2 separate regions of the Homo sapiens genome follow, and region 1 is linked to region 2. A link is an interaction called in ENCODE POLR2A ChIA-PET data of the cell type or tissue named here. Cell type or tissue: Panc1. All regions are shown on one strand. Links, peaks and the distances in the headings refer to the core of each region. The heading gives the core; the rest is flanking DNA. Region 1 has its middle 15 kb from the start of STOX2. Region 2 holds the start of LOC107986330 (a long non-coding RNA gene).

Evidence for each region. Peaks named below come from ENCODE experiments on the same cell type or tissue, not always from the same donor. Only the 100,000 strongest peaks of a DNase experiment are listed, where the experiment ranks them.
Region 1: POLR2A ChIA-PET joins it to region 2 with 11 read pairs; 4 of 35 experiments call an interaction of 5 or more read pairs at or near these places.

What each region holds. Positions count from the first base shown.
Region 1 is chr4:183,884,668-183,894,951 of GRCh38, forward strand. It overlaps a transcript of STOX2 not described here. Among named protein-coding and RNA genes, the nearest start is that of STOX2, 15 kb to the right of the region's middle. In Panc1, for the core only: no CTCF peak of the experiment used is centred there; a DNase peak (open chromatin) is centred at 4,071.
Region 2 is chr4:184,025,842-184,036,125 of GRCh38, forward strand. It overlaps LOC107986330 (a long non-coding RNA gene), which reads left to right and starts at 5,122. Exons shown (of 3, transcript XR_002959824.2): 1 at 5,122-6,025. In Panc1, for the core only: no CTCF peak of the experiment used is centred there; no DNase peak of the experiment used is centred there; H3K4me3 peaks cover 830 bases.

The DNA.
Region 1 (10,284 bases), core at 1,597-9,596, 140 kb before region 2:
TGAATATCCCATCCCATTCATACGTTTAGGCTGGCGTGACATTTTGTGCTGCAGAATATAGGGTACAAAACCGAAATGTCCTCATCACTTGTCTGTTGTGATGAGAAAGCTACAAGTTTGTCAAGTTGGCTGAAACCAGATTGTCTGCCTTAGAGAAACGTTAGGGAGAGTGGGATCCCGGGAGTGAGAATCCAGAAGCAGGATTTTCCTGAGAGCAGCGGTCATGAAAGTAAACCTTGGTGAATGAGCCAACTGGGAGAAAAGAAGAAAACAAACCAGCCAAGTACAGCTGTGTGCCTGGGCGTCGCGTCCCCGTCGCCACACATCCCAGACCTAACAGCGCAGAGACATGTGAGCTGAAACTAGTTTAAGGCTTGCTGTATCTAGGTCAGACTGACTTCCAGGGCATAATAAAAACCCGTGTCTTCTGGTAATTGGGGCCACAGACGCACCTTGTGACTTGCTTAAAATGTTTCCTCCTACTCCCCCATCAGAGTATAGTCGCCCACCGCCCCCCACCCACCTTTCAGAATTTGGAGAAGCTCCTTTTTTTCTTCACCTTTCATACTGTTTGTTGTTGGTGTGTATTTGTTTTACCCTTTCTTTGCCATTGGCTTTGGCTGGTCCAAGAAGGACAAGTGTTTCAGAAAAAATATAGAGAGAGCAACAGAGAGACAGAGGACTTATGTAGCTGATCAGTCCGAGAGCGGGAACAGCTGTTTTGTAGGGCTGAACACTCAGATGTCCAAAGGCCTGCATTTCGTGGTCACTGCCTCCTGCCTGTGGCCTCCTTGCTGTATTTGAGTGATGATGATTCTGGTTCTGTGCAGCGAGACAAATGAGGCCCCTCCATCTGTGGAGGCTGTGCAGGGTGCCGGCTGCCTCGCATTTGCTTTGTTAATGGTGCTGAGGAAGAAAGAGGAAATGCCTCAGCTTCTGGAAGCTAAACAAAGTGGATGTCTAGCCTGATGGATGAGTGGAGTTTCTGTATCTCCCTTCACCGATAGTCCATTCATCCAAGGTCCTGCTCCTTATATACACTGGTGTTTAATGCTCTTACTGTGGGCTTTGCAGGACCTCCTCTTTAAATTTTGTTTTTAAAAGTTCATTGATGATAATTGACCAATAGCCAAATTCCCAAAACCCGTGAAGGACCTTAGTCCCCTTTATAACAATGTTTGCGTGGAAAAATAAGAGTTCCAGTGTCAACACGCATCTCATTGCCCCATTACCTGAAACTGTTGGCCGAGGGAGGGAACCCTTTCCTGGCCCCAGCTTATGAGTCTGCAGAGATGGAGGCCCACATAACAGGGTGGACACGAGGGCTCTGAGAAGGGTCCTCCAGAGGGCGAAGGTTCAGATGGTTGCTGGATGGTGTAGGCAGATGCAAGATCAGGAGGGTGAAGGTTCCGATGGTTGCTGGATGGTGTAGGCAGATGCAAAATCAGGAGGGTGAAGGTTCAGATGGTTGTTGGATGGTATAGGCAGATGCAAGATCAGGAGGGTGAAGGTTCCGATGGTTGCTGGATGGTGTAGGCAGATGCAAGATCAGGAAGGTGAAGGTTCAGATGGTTGCTGGATGGTGTAGGCAGATGCAAGATCAGGAGGGTGAAGGTTCAGATGGTTGCTGGATGGTGTAGGCAGATGCAAGATCAGGGTCACTAGGATTGCACAACAGAAAGGGGGGGGAATGAGGAAAGGCCTCCTTGGAGACAGGCCTTGTACCTAAGAGATGATTTGACAATCGAATGTTTCTAAGCAGGGGACTACCTGGATTTTTCAGTAATACAGACTGAGAAGAAATTCTGCCTGCATGTCTGTGAGTCCATTGAGGACACTTAGGGACACAAGAGAAAGGGGAAAAAAGCTAGTGTTTGAGCAATAACCATGTGTCTGCAGCTCCTGGCACTCTGTTCCAGCACCGTCCAGGTGCAGAATGAAAGGCAGCCAGACTGGAATTAAGCAAGTAGTCCTGGAGTAAGATGCAAGTAGTAGTGGGGTAAGTAGTGTGGTAAGAAAAAGACCAGGTCTTTTTCTTCTAAGCATCTTTCTCTGCAATACCACTTTTCTTTTTGAACAGCCATTCCCCAAGCACAGACGTCTCATTAGTTGAACACAGAGCAAGCAGTCCTTAAAAACAACCCCACTCTGCCATCTTTTTTCTCATCCTCCCTCCCACAGATGTGCATTCAATACCTTCTACACACGAAGAATAATGCCAGATTCTTGAAGGCTATGTTCCTATCCATCTTGAGATTCTTTTTCATGGTGGATCAACTCAGTGCTACTGCATAAAGTTATGTACTTCTGGCTGGGCACGGTGGCTCATGCCTGTAATCCCAGAACTTTGGGAGGCTGAAGCAGGAGGTTTACCTGAGGTCAGGAGTTCAAGACCAACCTGGCCAAAATGGTGAAACCCTGTCTCTCCTAAAAATGCAAAAAAAAAATTAGTCTGGCGTAGTGGTGCATGCCTGTAGTCCCAGCTACTCGGGAGGCTGAGGCAGGAGAATCGCTTGAACCCGGGAGATGGAGGTTGCAGTGAGCCAAGACTGTGCCATTGCACTCCAGCCTGGGCAACAAGAATGAGACTCCGCCTGAAAGAAAAAAAAAAAGTTATGTACTTCTTCCCTGTACAGGGACGTCATAGCTAAGAGGACAACCATTTGTCAGAGACACCATCAATTTAGGCCGTTATAAATTTAGTGATTTAGTATTTGGAGAGATTATAGTATTTGGAGAGATGGATTAATGTTTCCTTAGAAAGGAAACTCTTTATTCCCTCTAACTGTCCAAAAGGTACTGTGTGAGCTACTGGAGGCCTTTCCCCTTTAGGATCAGACATATCCCTACTAATGAAGGACACTTACACATCATTAGCAGACTCCCTGCTGAGCGCCCTGCATGCACGCTCTTATTTACTCTTCACACAACATTAGGAGAGAGCTCTGTTTCCCATTTTGCCTTGGAGGGAATAAAGCCTTAGCAGAGATTTTGGACTTCGCTCAAGGTTATACCTCTAATAAGTGCAAGATCCAGGACTTACATCCATGCTCCAAAGCTGATGCTGTTAAAAAATTTATTATTTTGTTTTATTTTGAGACAGTCTTGCTTTGTTGCCCAGGTTGGAGTGCAGTGGTGCAATCATACCTCACTGTAGCCTTGAGCTCGTAGGCTCAAGCTATCCTTATGCTTCAGCCTCCTGAGTAGCTGGGACTATAAGTGTATACCACCATGCCCGGCTAATTTTGTTTGTTTGTTTGTTTTTGGTAGAGACAGGGTATCAACTTTATTGCCTAGGTTGGTCTCGAGCTCTTAGCTTCAAGTGATCCTCCTGCCTTGGCCTCCCAAAGTGTTGGGATTACAGGTGTGAGCCACTGCGCCTGGCCCTGGTGCTCTTTTTTAATACTGTAGAATGCTAGGCAAATATCTTAGGGCCATGTGTATCTTTCTACCCTACCGGGAGGAAAATATGGTGTTGGAGACCTTCAATTGTCTTTCATTCCCCTGAGACAGCTTCATGTTTCAATGGATGAAGATTCAAAGCTCTGAGCAAGAACCCCTCCTTAGACCCTTCCCCTAAGCATTACTAATAGTAGCTAACATTTATAATGCTCTCTACCAGGCATTGTTCTAAGCAGTTCACATGGATTCACTTATTCAAGCTTCACAGCAGCCTTGAGAATTCTATTATTTTCCCCGTTTTACAGCCGGGGAAACTGAGGCCCAGGGATGCTCACACAGCTAGTCAGTGGCTAGCGCACTTTACCTAGGCAGGCTGGCTCTGCATTCTGTACTCTGTACCTCTCTGGCATGCCACTTGGGTCCCAGGTACCATGAGCCCATGTCCTGTTTCCTCCCGACCTTGAAGGAGCTGGAGGAGGAGGCCTTTGCAAGTGAGGGCTCGAGGCTGGTACTGAGGCAGCACCGCCTAATTGGGACCTGGATTAATTCTCTTGCCTGCTCCTTGCCAATCCCGTGGTTACTTCTTATTCTGACTTGCTTATTTCTGGGCCCTGGGGCTTGGCAAAGCAGAAGCCAGAGGTTTGCAGAGTCTGCACAGGAATGAGACAGACTCTTGCTCCTGTTAATGAGCATTAAACATCTCAAGTGCTACCTTTTCCCCACGCCTTTCCTCCACTTCATTCTTTTGGATGGTGCTCAAACCCGCAATTATGCTGACTTACTGCTTGTTCCTGGGGCTGATTTGGCTCTGTGCTGGGGAAGGGGGCAAATGCTGCCTTTCTTTGGAGCACAGAAAACAAGTTGGCTTCTTCCTCTGTCAGGAAAACACAGTTACCCAAAAGGGAAGGTTTGCTTTGATGAACTGCCAAAGATGTTCTCGATGCGTTATTGGACCGTCTTTTGCTTGGTTTATTTTTTTTCCTTAATGAATTTGGCTTTGGTTTATCAGTCCAAGGGAGTTAAAGGATCGTCCTCAACGACACTGATCGGGGTTGAACTGCATCCCTCACAGATTCATATGTTGAAGTCCTAACCACCTATAGCTCCAAATAGGACCTTATTTGGAAATAGGGTAGTTGGCGATATCATTAGTTAAGAGGAGGTTGTACTGGAGTAGGGTGGGCCCTCATCCAGCATGACTGGTGTCCTTATAAAAAGGGGAAACTGGGACACAGGCACACAGGGAGAATGCACAGACAGGGACGGTAATGCAGGAACCAAGGAATGCCAGAGGTCACCAGCGTGCCCCAGAGGCCAGGGGCAGGGCATGGGGCAGGCTCTTCCTGCAGCACCCCCAGAGGAAACAGCCCTGCTCTTAACCTTGATCACAGACTTCTGGTCCCCAGAACTGTGAGACAGTTTCCGCTGTGTAAGCTGCCAGTGTGTGGTGTTTCGTTACAGCAGCCCTTGCAAACCTGTACAATCACCTTCAACAAACAGACAGTCAAAACAAAAGCATGAAGTTAGCAAAGTTTGATGGACCTGAGCCTCCGTGAAGGAGGCCTTCCCTTCTTCTGCAGCAACTTCGAGTCAGAGGGCCCAGCCCTGAAAGGGCCTGGCCGGGGACTTGAATGGGGTCTGCTGGGGCACGGCAGGCCTGAGTCTGAGGCCAGGCATACCAGGCCACCTCCCCTCTTTCTACACCTGCCTCCTTTCCATATATATGTGGAGAGAGAGAGAGAATATTCAAGGATGGCTGGAAACCTTTGTTTTCTCTGTGGTAATACTTTCTGTTTTTTCTTCTTTTGATGAAAAGATGGATTTCATAATTGATTGTTAAGGGATTACTGCTGTTTAGAGGCCATACAAGAAAAAGCGAGCTACTTGCTTCTATTTCCCACAATATGGCAGACTATACAGCCTGAGAAGCTTCTAGGTTTGAAAAAAATTAATTTCCAGCTGAAATATTACATAGTATTTCTTGGCTCTTCAGTCTCATTTAAAATACAGGTCTAGCTCCATACACCTGCGCATACCATTAAGCTAGCAACTCAGACCCGAGGGAACTGGCCAGCTCATACTGAACAAGGAAACCGGTAAACTCAGGTAAACTCAACAAGGTTTGACTATTTAAAACAGCAACAGGGCCGGGCGCCTGTAATCCCAGCCCTTTGAAAGGCCGAGGTGGGCAGATCACGGGGTCAGGAGATCGGGACCATCCTGGCCAACATGGTGAAATCCCGTCTCTACTAAAAATACAAAAATTAGCTGGGTGTGGCAGCTTGCACCTGTAGTCCCAGCTACCCTGGAGGCCGAGGCGGGAGAATTGCTTGAACCCGGGAGGTGGAGGCTGCAGTGAGCCAAGGTTGCGTCACTGCACTCCAGCCTGGGCAACAGAGTGAGACTCCGTCTCAAAAAAAAAAAAAAAAACAGCAACAGAAGAAAGAGGGACAGGAAAAGGAGGGAAGGAAGGAGAGAGGGAGGAATGGAGGGAGGAAGGAAAGAAGGGAGGGAGGGATGATGGAGGGCAGAAAGGAGGCAAGCAAATAAAATACTGAGCAACTCAAACCTGTGAGCCAATGTCTGTGCACAGAGTTGAATCAGTCTAAGGTCTTTGTATTTGGGAGAATGGTGGAGATAGTGATCAATTTTAGATTTTACAAAAGTTAAGAATGCTCGGAAGGGTAATCATTGAAAGAGTAGGAAGAGAAGCAGAGATGGAATTAGAGAAAAAGAGAGAGCTTGTTATTCAATAAGGCTGGTTGCGGTGGCTCATGCCTGTAATCCCAGCATTTTGGGAGGCTGAGGCGGGAGGATCGCTGAAGGCCAGGAGTTTGAGATCAGCCTGGGTAACACAGGGAGACCCCATCTCTACAAAAAAATTTTAAAAAATAGGTGGGCATGGTGGTGCACACCTGTAGTCCTAGCTACTTGGGAGCCTGAGGTGGGAAGATTGCTTGAGCCCAGGTAGTCAAGGCTGCAGTGAGCCATGAGCCCACCACTGCACCCCAGCCTGGGCAACAGAGCAAGACCCTGTCTCTGACAATAAAAAATAATAATCCAATGTGGCACAACTTTTTGAGCTGTCTAGGGGTTAACCACCTGTCAGAATTTGTCTGTGTGCTCACAGTTTGCAATTGCAAAAATATGGAACCAGCCCAAATGCCCATTAATTAATGAGTGGATAAAGAAACTGGTGTGTGTGTGTATGTGTGTATATGATGGAATATATATATATATCTATGATGGAATATATATATCTATGATGGAATATATATATGATGGAATTTATATATATATATATATATATATATATATATATATATATATATATATATGATGGAATACTACTCATCCATAAAAAGGAATGAATTAATGGCATTTGCAGCAACCTGGTTAAGATTGGAGACTATTATTCTAAGTGAAGTAACTCAGGAATGGAAAACCAAATGTTGTATGTTCTTGCTTATAAATAGGAGCTAAGCCAGGAGGATGTAAAGGTATAAGAATGATACACTGGACTTTGGGGACTTGGGAGGAAAGGGTGGGAGGGGGTGAGGGATAAAAGGCCAAAAATTGGGGTCAGTGTATACTGCTCAGGTGACAGATGCACCAAAATCTCACAAATCACCACTAAAAAACTTACTTATGTCGCCACACACCACCTGTTCCTGAAAACCCTATGGAAGAACAGAAGTATTCATCATTTTTAAAAAAATCAATAAATAAAATGAAAATTTAAAAAAAAGGAATTTGTCTGTGTGCTCAGCCCTGAACCAGGTATAGTGTATTAGTTTAGAAATAGCTAATATTTACTGAGCATTAATGAATCGCCAGGCACTAGTCTCAGGTCTTTGAAGAGATGGTTGCTTTTGTTTTCCCCATGTTCCGGAGGAAGAACTGAGAAGAGCGTCAATAGGACAGGCCGGCGGTCTCCACAATGGGAGTAGAGGTGCTGGGATTCACACACTGTCCGGGATATTCCAGAGCGTTCATGTTTAACCCCTGAGCTATACTGTTTTAGTAAAACCCTTGTTTTGTCTTAGCAAATCCTTGTCTTAGCAAAATTCTGAAAAGGTGGTCAAGAGAACTGTGTCCCTCCGAGATGGCTCCGGGCCGCCCTCCCCTCGTCTCCTATGCTGCGCCTGTGAGCCACCTCGGGAAACCCTGAGGCTGCACACAACACCGTATGGAGCCTTGCCCTGCTTCCATAGGTGTAATTTTTTTGAGACGGAGTCTCGCTCTGTCGCCCAGGCTGGAGTGCAGTGGCGCGATCTCGGCTCACTGCAAGCTCCGCCTCCCGGGTTCACGCCATTCTCCTGCCTCAGCCTCCCGAGTAGCTGGGACTATGGGCGCCCGCCACCACGCCCGGCTAATTTTTTTTGTATTTTTAGTAGAGACGGGGTTTCACCGTATTAGCCAGGATGGTCTCGATCTCCTGACCTTGTCATCCGCCCGCCTCGGCTTCCCAAAGTGCTGGGATTACAGGCGTGAGCCACCGCGCCCGGCCCATTCACACTCTTCTTGCATGCACGCTGACAAGGGCATCAAAGCACTTTCTGTTGAACTGCGTATCGTAGTTGCCGAGGTTGTGGCGGTGTGGGACAACAGTCTGCAGTGACATGGAAAAGCAAACTGGACACTCTTCTCATAATCGATACATACTTAAGATATACTTAACCTCTCCTCCGAGGCAGTTTTTTTTCACTTGTTCCAGAGTCTGAGTTTAGGATATCACACGAGCAACTGTTACCTACCAATTAGTAGGTAACAGTTAGCATGTAGGTTGTGACTCCATGAAGACCTTGCTTTGTCCAACCAAACATGGATGGATTCCCTTACACCTAAAACTTAAGTAATTTAGCTTTAAAAATGTATCATGGCTCTGGAAAAGTCTGTAGGAGGCTTGTCTCCAGGGACATGGTGATGTGTAAGCACAGAGTATCTAGGGCCAGAAAGCCACATCAGATATCCTTCGGAAACCAGTCTCTGAGATTTTGGAACAAAATGTGTCCCACCGTATCTCTGGGTCCAACTTTCTTTTTTTTTTTTTCCCCTCTCCCTCACTGTCTTTAATTTATTGCCTTCTGGTTCTTTCTCACGGTTTCTAATTCTGCTCAGGCCTTATCCCATTTCTAGGATATTTTCCGCTCGTATCTACTGAGACGCCACAGCCCCAGGTAAGCGGCAGTTCCCTGGCGGTACAGAAGTGATCACGTGGAAACCCTGCAGTAGGCTGGGACCAGTGTGGACTGTTAGCCGACCTAACAGCCTCGTCTATGGTCTGAAACATGCTCCACATGAAGTGCTGGCACTTGCCCCTTCCCTTTGCGGCCAGCATCTTAGCTTGGTGGACTGGACGAAGCCGGTGGTCTCTTCAGAGACCTGTGGGAGGAAAAGTCTGGGTGATGCAAGTGATGCTGGACTTCATGTTTTTGTTACTGGAAACATTTGCAACAGATCTTGAGTCTTCACCCTTCTAGTCGGGGTGAGAGAAGAGCGGATGGAGATACTCTTATTTTACACTATTATTTTACATATAAAATACACTATTATTTTACATATAAAAGTGTATATTTCACATATAAAATACACTATTATTTTACATATAAAACTGTCTGATCCTGCAGGTGATTTTTCCTGTCTCCCCACTTAGATTTATTTGTTCCTCTTATAAAGCAAAACTGTAACTTAAAAAAAAACAAAAAACTAGCCTCCTTTCCCTGAAAAGTAGAGTGACCTTGTGTCCCCATTTGTCCAGGAGGGTACTAGTCTAAGCATTTTGTTCTAGTGTAATTAGTAGCATCCTTCTTACTTTAAAAAACATCCTAGTTGGCTCTGGGAGGCCAAGTCAGGTGGATCCCTTGAGCCCAGGAATTTGAGACCAGCTCGGGCAACATGGTGAAACCCCACCTCTGCTAAAAATACAAAAATTAGCCAGGCACGCTGGCGTGCACCTGTATTCCCAGCTACTTAGGAGGCTGAGGCACGAGGATCACTTGAGCCCAGAGGTCAATGCTGCAGTGAGCGGTGATCATGCCACTGCACTGCAGCCTGGGCAACACAGTGAGATTCTGTCTCCAAAAAATAAAAAAAATTAAAAATATTAAAAATATCCTAATTGAATAATAACTGACATGGTAACTCTAATGGAAGCTACTGCGAACTACAGTTATATTATAGCTAATCCTCTGTGCTTGAAACAGCACCTTTAACATATGGTATGAAAAATAATAGAAAGATTTAAGATTATTACCCATAAGCCTAGCTACTTAAACTGCTAAATATTGAAACAAAATTTTAAAAAATGTTTCAGATGAACTCAGCAGAAATTATTAAATAATAGCATCTCTGTATTTTTATTCTATATTAGCATTAGAAATGTTATTAGTAATTATTAAATGATATCACATAAAAGTCCTGTAATTTGCTGGAGTTAAAAAGTTATTCTTAATAGTGTCTGGGATTTAAATATATGGGACCTTTTTTTTTTTAACAGTTATTGAAATTTGATAAAGCAGGAAACTATTTGAGCTTTGCTTCCCTTTTTGATATATGATTTTAATTGTTCCTGTATAACATTCCCTTAAATTACAGGAAGCCACATGTTGGAAAAAGGATCCATCCTTTAAACTCCATCTGTGTTATAGTGTGGTTTTTCATTGGCTTGGGAAGCAGCTCTGTGGTGACCTGCAAACAGAATTGAGAAAAGAAAACTTTCAAGACTGATTAGTGTGAAGGAGGTTTGTGGATTTAACTCTCTCGGTCTCTTGCACCATCTGTATAAACGAGCTGCGGGGAAGTCATTTGAGTCATCTGAATACATTTGTACTCTATTTTGCATTCGTGTATATTCATAAAAACTAATAAGACATCCTAAAA
Region 2 (10,284 bases), core at 1,126-9,125:
CAAAATGCTGGGATTACAGACGTGAGCCACTGCACCCGGCCAAACACCTCCTTTAAAGTTAGTAACAGCTCAGTGGTTTAGTGATCAGCAGGCCCATCGACACAGTGCAGCTTCACATTGTTTGCCACTGTTGATAAAACAAGCGAGACAGATAACTAACAAAGCTCAAGTGGATTGGAGAAGACAGCTTTTGCCCCTCTTTTTTCCTTCATGTGTTATTTGAAGGCAGTTCATGAGAGGACATCTGTGTTGAATGTCAAAGGATCAATACTCAGTCTGGGAAAATGTTAAGATTGTCTGGAATACAGCAGTGAGCTTGGAAACAGAAATGGTCATTTCTACATTTCTCTCCCTTCCATGTCTCATCTCTTAATTTGAAGGGGACTTAATTAAGTGGATTGGGGCTCCATATGGCCCCTAAGAAGTCAGACAAATGAGCATAATAGAAGGTATCTTTTACAATTGACTCTTGCTCTAGCCAACTGGTGGAAGGGCCAGCACTTTAGAAAGACTTGCCTCGGGACTTCAGCAGTTAGCATTTTTGTAGAGAGTTTTTGAGAGTAAAGCACTTCCACTGCATCTTAAAAATAAACCTTTGATAACATTTTTAGATTTCTGGAATTATTACAAAGATAGTACAGAGAGTTCTTGGATACCCTATATCCAATTTCCCTTGTTATTATCATTTCACATTAATACAGTTCCTTAGTTACAATTAATGAACCAATATTATTACATTATTGTTAAGTAAAGTTCACCTTTTATTCAAATTTTCTGTTTGTCCCCACTGTCATTTTTTGTTGCTCTTGTCCCAGGAGCCCAACCAGGATACCATACTATAATCAGTTGTCCTGCCTCCTTGGTCTGTGACAATTTCTTAAACTCTGTTTATATTTGATGTCCTTGACAGTTTTGAGGAGTATGTGTCTGGTATTTTGTACAATGTCCCCAGTTTGAGTATGACTTATACTTTTGTCATGAGTAGGCCAGAGTTATGTGTTTTGGAGAGGAGGACCACAGAGATAAAGCTCCATTCTCATCATATCAAGAGTCCATCCTATTCATTATGACCTATTACCACTATTGATGTTAACCTTGATCATCTGGCTGGAGGTAGTGGTTGTCAGGTTTCTTCACCGTGAAGTTACTCTTTTTTCCTCTCTTTCCATACTGTTCCCTTTGGAAGAAAGTCACCATGTGCAGCTTAAGGAGTGGAGAGTTAAGCTCTGCTTCCTTAAGGGCAGAGTATCTAAATAAATAAGTTGTAATTCTTCTGTACAGAAGATTTGTCTCTTCTGTGCCACTTATTTATTTATTCAATCATTCTTAGCAGTATAGATTCAGATATTTATGTTATACTTTGGGTGAGAGTCTATTACCACTTTATTTTATTGCTCAAACTTTTCCAGATTTTGCACTGAGAGCTCCTTAAGTTGGCTCTTGTACCTCTTTGATGTACCCCAGCACTGTGGTTTGTTCACATGTTTTTGAGCACCTTCTTAACTCTCTGGCACTATAAGAAGCTGTAGGCTCATTTTGTATATTTCCTGTCCCAGTCTTGGAATGAGTCGTTTCTCTAAAGAACGCTCGTGTCTTTTATTGGAGAATGGTATTAGAAACCACCATCTGGGTGCTGGCTTTGTGCATTACTACTGGGGAGACATTACTTCTAGGTCTTCTCAGCTGACAGAGCAAGGAGGTATATGTGTGTATGCTAACCTGTCCACATACACGTATCAATAGATATTGCTAAATGTAACCACCTGTACTTCTATTAAGCTAAGTGTCATGCTGATGTCTCCAACTCTAATGCATTATGACATGGATCATTCTAGCCTCTTTTCTTGCTCATCTGTAACTTCCCACTCCCACAGTGAGAAACCCGGCTCTCATCACCTGCCATCCCTTTACTGGACTGCTCAATTGCAGTATACACGATAGTAGGTCATCCATTGCATTTTCTAAAACTGATTTGATAAATATGGAAATAGGGAAACAAATGAAAGTGTTTCTCAACTTATTCTAGTATGCGGCTTACTTCCTGTGACAGTGCAGTGAAGATTATAAACTTGTTAGTGAGCTTATTTGGTCCTAGAAGGATTGTTCTGAAGAATGTGAGGTTCAGAGGGAGGAGGGGCACTATTAATTTTATTTAAGATGTGTACTTCCTTATGCTGCACTGTTAGAACTTGGAAAGAAGCGACGTTGACTTAGCAGTACAGACTAAATGTCTGGTGAACCGCTACTTCCTTCTCCCCACTTCTAATCTCTGAATATTGACCTAAATTTTTACCATATTTCAAGGTCCAGATCAAATGCTGTCTCTTTCACAAGGCCTTCTCTGAGTGCCCTTCTCCACTTCCATGCCCTGAGAAGATGGCTTCTTTTCCTCTCTTATAGTACAGCATTCATCATTTCCAATCCTGTGTTCTCATGTTTTGCCTTAAAGACAGACCCTGCCCAAGACCATCCCCTCAGCTAGACAGTTTATACCACTTTAATATTATTCCCTTGATTTCCTGGCTGGGGGAGCCTCTGCTTGTCATTGTTTCTAGGTGGCCCTTATGAGCTTTGAAATCTTCAGCAAGAAATGGGCTGGGTGTGGTGGCTTCAAGCAGGGTTTGAAAAACGCTGCGTGCTGTGGTCAGGGCTCCTTCTCACTAAGAAACCTCTCAGGAATGTGCTCCCAGCTACTGCATCCTTTTTGCTTCCATGCGTCTACCTTATCACCAAAAAACCTCAACACAAACCGAAACCAAAGAACACCGGGAACAGGAACTGAGCTTTGGCTTTTGAGATGTCGAGAAGTTGTTATAAGATGAGAAGCTGAGCGGGAGGCTTCCAGCCCTTCCTGTTGCAAGCACCTGTGCTGCAGAAGCCTGGCCCTTTGCTCTTGGGTTGTGACGGAGCCGCTGTGTTTCTCCACAGCACCCTTCAGTCTGTGTGTGCAGCACCAAGTCGGGGGGAAGTTAGAAGAGGTGGGAAGAGCCACCGAGCAGGCAGCTCAGGAGAAGCCAAACCTTGCACAGTGGAACGGAACGGGCAGTCCATTTGTGGGGAAAACACGAGACGGAGGTCCAGTGCTCTGTGGTGCGGCAGGCAAGGGGGAGGCTCTTCCCCAAAGTGGTTGGAGTGTGTATGGCCACGGTCACAGTGTGTTTCCTTTTAACCGTATCTTAAATCTGAAGGCAGCTGACGATTGTTTATGCAAACTTTCCATAAAAGTGTAACAAAAAATTTATTTTCTCCGTCCTGATTTAAGTTTTCTCCCCACTCCATCCCCCATCTCAGCCACATGGTTTCCTTGGGGCTGCTTGTCATTTTTTTCCCCCACCTCCTGCTCCTTCTCTTTGCATCTGTGGGATTTTGCTTGCAGCTAATTTTTCATTTTAATGTTCTCATTTCTCTCCCCCTGTCCCGCACACTTTGAGAACAAGTCCATGAATTTGATTTCTTGATAACTTTTTCATATCTTCCCAGAGCAGTTTCCCCAACTGTTACTAACTCATTTTGTAGTCATAATGTGGCTGTTTGTAAAGCCTCACTAGGGAGGTCTGCTATAATATATACCAACACACTGCTTGCTCTTACTTCCAAATATTCAAGCTGGTTTTAAAAAAAAAAAAAGCCGGAATCTCTGCTCGTCTTTTTCTGGTTGTCTGATGTAATACCAGAAATCTCCTAAGCCTCTGGTTTACCTGAGGTGTTTGGAGTTGGTGTATTTGAGGGGAATTGCTAAAATGAAGTTGTTTCTTGTGGCACCAAGGTTCAGACAACTAGGGCTGGGTTGCAGCCCAAGGTGAACTGAATGACTATAAAGTCAAGTTCCCACTGGGAGATGTAACCTTACAGGTAAATTGAACAGGGGCTTCCAAATCCACACTTCTTGAAAGCCTTGCCTCTATGAAAATACTCATCTTAATTTTAGTTGTCTGTATGTCCCAATTTTTCTACAGTAAGCACATATTATTCTAAACTCAGAAAACTGTGTATGGACAACTAAAATGTTTAAGAATACAATAAACAGAAGGGGCTGGGGTGTGGTGGCTCGCGCCTGTAATCCCAGTATTTTGGGAGGCTGAGGCGGGCGGATCACTTGAGGTCAGGAGTTTGAGACCAACCTGTCCAACATGGTAAAACCCTGTCTCCACTAAAAATACAAAAATTAGCCAGGCGTGGTGGCACATGCCTGTAATCCCAGCTACTTGGGAGGCTGAGGCAGGAGAATCACTTTAACCCAGGAGACGGAGGTTGCAGTGAACCAAGATCGCGCTACTGCACTCCAGTCTGTGCAACAGAGCAAGAATCCGTCTTTTTTTTTTTTTTTTTAAAAAGACAATAAACAGAAGGTCACAAGTTGTGACTCCCATGTCTTCCCTCTTTCGACACTCTTGAGCTCAGCTGTCTTCTGGTTGGCGAGTGCTTCCTTTCTCCGCAGCGTCTTCTGGCCACTTCACTCTGACTGAGGCTGAATTTTGAAGCTTACAGATTTCTCGTGAGTATAAAAAGCCTTATTAATTTTTTCGAGCTGTAAATCAATGTACCTCCTGCTAGCCAGAGAAAAAATATTGTTCTCGTCTCAATAAAGTGCAATCCAGAATTTCTTTTTTATTTTTTAATTTTTTTTTTAATTTTTAATTTTTATTTTTTTGAGACAGAGTCTTGCTCTGTCGCCCAGGCTGGAGTGCAGTGGCACAATCCTGGCTCTCTGCAACCTCCATCTCCTGAGTTCAAGTGATTCTCCTGCCTCAGGCTCCCGAGTAGCTGGGATTACAGGCATGCACCACCATGCCCGGCTAATTTTGTATTTTTAATAGAGATGTTGGTCAGGCTGGTCTCAAACTCCCGATCTCAGGTGATCTGCCTGCCTCAGCCTCCCAAAGTGCTGGGATTACAGGTGTGAGCCACTGCGCCCAGCCCAGAATTTCATACTATGAAGTAGGATTAAGAGGGGAAAACTCTCAGGAGTAAAGATTAAGTGTCATTTCTTCCTTGGGGCACAGAGTAAAAGCCATCATGTAGCAAAGACAAATGAATTATTTGTAGCCGGTGTAAGCTGGTGCTTGATTTTTTTTTTTTTTTTTTCAATAGAGATAAGGTCTTGCTCTGCTGCCCAGGCTGGGCTGGAACTCCTGGGCTGAAGCAATCCTCCTGACTTGACCTGCCAAGTAGCTGAGACTACAGGCATGTGCCACTGTGCCTGGCTTATTCTTCTTAGTCCTTACTTGAGTATTTAGACATTCTTCCCAAATGCTTTGTCACAACTAACTCATTTCCCCTCAAAATCCAAGTGAGAATCTTCAGACACTTCCTATAGGCCCAGATATCTAGGGCTTGTCAATTAATGTTGTAATTAATTAATTTTTATCATAATTTGTAAAAAAAATGCATCTAAATCACAGACTTAAAAAATGTCACCCCCAAAAGGTAGTTCATTTTGGGGAATGCTTTTTTAAAAATGTGGGGTCTCCTTGTTATAAACTAGGTTTTTGCAAAGGTATATGAAAAAGTGAGGTTTGAATTTGATAGTGCCTTGAATACTGCTCTTCCAGATTGAGAAATTAATAATACACTGTTTGAGGAAGGAACCCACATCAATAGAAAGAGGACATACAAGTGCACCTGCATGTATTCTGATGTTTGGATATGAATGTTGATATAGTGGATAGTTTACCCAGCAAGTATTCAGTGCTTTCCTCCTTGCTTCTGAGCATCCCTGAAGTTCTAGGGACACAAAGTAAAAGACATGATCGTTGCCTTCTAGGGGATTCAGAAGGGAAGGTCACCCCCGCACATGGAAGAGCAGTGATGCGCCCATACTGCAACGTGCTCGGGATACTGCGGGAAAGGGTTCCAGAACCATTCCGCCTACTCACCAGCTCTAGGATTTGGCAGCCAACACCCTCCTCTGACCTCCGAGGCTCGGCGTTATTGACTAACCCTAACAGGGATGGATCCCGCCTTCCCTGCCTCACAGTGACTTCTGTGAGGGTTAAACGAGAGCCATGAAAACCATGCATGTCAGGTAAGGTGCAAAACCACCATTGTGCGGTTGTGCAGGTTCGGGGGAGACAGAGCTCACTTTGCGATATTTTATTACTGGAGTCTAAGCTGGACCTCTAAAGCAGGGTGGGATATTGGTAAGGACAAAGGGGTTTGGAGAGTGTTCCGAGCATGGATGACAAGGGCTTAAACTCAGGAGCAACAAAGATAACAGTTGCAAGACAGAGGACATAGGATGGACCTTCCTCTCAAAGCAATGCGTAGCGTCATAAATGCTCTACGTGTATACGAGGGGGAAACGGGTGAACATCACAAATATCATTTTCCCAACACAGTTTTGCTATAGAACATGAAAGGTGAGCACTGGAATGTGACGTGGTAGAGGTTTGTCACATGTTATTGCCTCATGCCTTGTCTGCAAATGGAGCCACTACCCCCACCCCCAGCTTTCAATGACTAATTCCTACTTCAATAGGAGCCCTCTGTCTTGGCTCATTCCCCTCCAGTCTTTTCTCTCTCTCTCTCTTTCCTTCTCTCTCTCTCTCTTTCCTTCCTTCCTTTCTCTCTCTCTTTCTCTCTCTCTCTCCTTCTCTCCTTCTCTCTTTCTTTCTTTCCCCACTCCCTCCCTCCCTCCCTCCCTTCCTTCTTCATTCTTTTTTCTTTCTTTCTTTTTATAGAGGTAGAGTCTCACTCTGTTGCCCAGGCAGGAATGCACCAGCATGATCACAGCTCACTGCAGCCTCAAACCCCTGGGCTGTGGCCATCCTCCCGCCTCAGCCTTCTGGCCCCTTCAGTCATTTTAGCACTCTCGTGTTCTTTGCTTTCCCCCGTGGACATGTTGTGTGTCCCCAGCTGGATTTCAGAGTCCCCGAAGTCAGGAATGCCTCTCAGTCCTGTGACCTCACAGAGCCTGCAGTGGCTGGCTCTGGTGGGTATCGCTGGTCTGATGCTGACAAGCTGGCTTTCCCTCTTATGTTTACTTGGCCCTAACCCTGACAGCCACCCACTTGCAGTTCTTTTGGTGAGTTTCAAAGTGTCCTTCACAAAGTAATGTGCCCGCACTTGGCTAGAGAAAAGGCCAAATGTATTTTAAGGCTTCTGCAATACCTGTAGTTTTGGGTCCAGCCACTCTACCACAGTCGTGAGTGTAAAGATGACATGATCTTACTATGTTTTATGTGTGTTTTGGCATGATTAAATAGCAGCATTAGAACATGAACCTCAAAAATCACACCTTTCTGATGTTTCTCTTACTTTTTTTGGCTCTCCCTTCTAAGGCCCTGTGCCCACCCCTTGAATGATCAATGTCCCTTAAGGATTTTTGGGCCCCTTTTCTTCTTGTTCCTGGGCCTCTACTTGAATTTTCTTTCTGTCTTTTTTTTTTTTTTTCCTTTCTGTGAGGAACGGGGTCTCGCTATATTCCCCAGGCAGGTCTGGAACTCCTGGGCTCAAGCTATCCTCCCGCCTCAGCCTCCCTAAGAGCTGGGATTACAGGCGTAAGCCACCGCGCCCGGCACTTGAATTTTCCTGTAAAAGAATTCAGTATCTTAATCTTCAGCCCACACTTCCTCCCTGAGTTCCAGACTGGACATCTCTGTTTCTTCACAGCCAGTATTTCCAGCGAAACTTGCATCTTTCCCATCAGAACTTGGTCTTCCTTTCTGTGTCCCCAGCCTCGCCAAAGATCTCATTGGCTACCCACTTGCTAAAGCCACCAACTCAGGAGCGCCCCTCGGCCCCTTCCTCACTCCCTCGCATCCCACATGGAATCCATCACCAGGTGGTCTTCGTTTATCTCCTAAGAGTCTCCTGAGTCAGCCCACTTATCTCCAGCTCCACCACCACCACTGTGCTAGTTCAGCTCACCCTTACGTCTCGCCTAATTATTTCAGTGGCCTCTTCCTTGATGTCCTGCCTCATTTTCACCACACTGTCACTGGAGGCATCTTTCTAACATACAAGTCTAACTGTGTTACTCCCCGGCTTGGATCCTTTTGGTGGCCAAAGTTAGTTCAGTTAGATCCAAGTCTTCACTAAGGCTTGTCAAACCCCCCACCCCAAGTCCCGCCTGCTGACTCCACCCTATCCCCCAAGGCTGGCATCCCCGTGCTCCAGCCAGGCCTCTGCTCAGGCTCTTCGCTGCCTCCATCACCTCAAAGACCCTCAGCAGAACTGGAACAGCCTTTCCTGCCTTCACTGGCCCCATCATGGCGCCTGTTCACTACTCAATCTTTAGGTTTCATGGACCTGGGCTGCAAGATATTTGTCTGAGCTTGAAGACCCTGGAGAAGAGGCTCTTGTATGGCTCCCTTGGCCCCTACAGCTCAGAGCTGGGGATTTCCTGTCATGCCTGGGTCTTTGGGGTGAGACTTTTAGGTGAAGATGTGTGCAGGGGGGCATGTCCAGAGCAATAGTTCTCATCAGTGCATGGCGTGGGGGCGTGAATCAGTCACTGGAGAAATATTTCCAAAGTATGCATGGTTGGCCTCCAAGGAGACCCTCATCCTCTCAAGATTCCGATTCGGGAAATCCACAGTGGGGCCCAGGTGTGCATATTTTAACAAAGTTCCCTAAGATTGAGTCTGTTTTCTCTTCCCTGACCCTTTCCAAGAAAAGAAGAGGCTTAAAGCTTGGTGGTGATTTCTGAAATTGGTCTTCAGGAATCAGGGCACACTTTTCACTTTTTTTCTGCCTTCTCAGACATAATCCTAAAAAGCGAGACAGGAAGTTGTGTCACAGCCAGGCTAGGAGGTCTCAGATTGAAGACAATTCTGTAGAGACGTCCTGTACAGCAACTAACATTCTCCAAGGAGCTGAAATCTTAACAAAAAATTTTTTTCCTACAATTTCAAGTCTCCTATTTAAACTGACAACTTCATCCTTAGGTAACTGTAGTGACCATCTGGAGGTTTTAAGGTTTGTACTACATGTGAATAATATGCTGGCCCCAGCACTCCCCTCTACCAGCACAGATCCCAGGAACGGTTGCTTCTGGCTTCAGTGTCACGTTCACCCTTTGAAATGTACCTTCTCTAGGGAGAGAACACCGTAGCCAAGGGTACCCCCTTCGCAAACATGGGAAGCAGGTGAATTTATCTGGAGCCACTTTTCTATTCTCTGTCCATCAATTCTGTCTCCTGTACAGGAGAAAAACAGTAACTGTCTCCAAAAGTTCTCTTCTCTAAAGGTATATGTCTTATAAAAGAACCTTCGGTAGAAGGATGCTGGTGAACTCGGCCTTCCACATAGTTTCACAGTAGTCTGTTTGTGTGTCTTTCTGCCCTGTTAGTGTGGGGCTTTTTGAGCAGAGAGGCTGTGCCTTCGTCATCTTTGTATCTTCTGTGCTGACACAGACATAGGTGTTTGTTGAATGACTGAATGAATGAATGAATTCACGCATTCATGTATGCATGAGAGCGGCAGAAGGAATTATAGGCGTTTGGGGTAGGGTGGCCTTCAGCAAAGTCCCACAGATCCATATAGTCACCTATATGGTACCGGTATATTATTAGGGAGGCATTCTTATCAGTATTCCTAGGGAGGCATTATTATCAGTAATTTTTAAACAAAGTAATTAATATTTGAAAAATATACAAATATACAAATATGTGATAGAACATATTTGTATATTTGAAAAATAACGAGTGAAATTAAAATTTTCATAATATTAGAATTTAATACAATTAGCCCTCTGTATCTGCAGCTTCCACATTTGTGGATTCAACCATCTGTGGATTGAAAATATTGGGAATATCAATACCCACAGCAATACCAATATCAATATTAATAACAAATAACAATGCAACAATAAAAAATACAAATAAAAATCCAATCCAGTATAACAACTCTTTCCGTAGTATTTACATTGTATTATGTATTATGAGTGAACTGTTTAATAGAGGTGATTTGAAGTAGACAAGGGCCTGTGTGTGGGTTATATGCAAATACTGTGCCATTTTATATCAAGGACTTGAGCATTGAATTTTGGTATTTTCAGGGGGTCCTGGAACCATTCCCCCTAAGATGTTGAGGGGCAGCTGTACAAATTTATCCTGAAATGTCTCTAGTCTTCACTTTGAACTGCAGACACCTTGTGCCACCTTATCACTGAATTCTGTGTAGCCTGAAAGATTCCAAAACACACAGATATTCACACACGCCAACAATACAGGGGCAGTGTTAGACAAATGGGGTGAAGAATTGGGGAGCTATTCATAGGTGGAGAACAGATAAATATTTGGAACATCTGGTCTTATAAAACCATTTATTATTTTTTTGAGA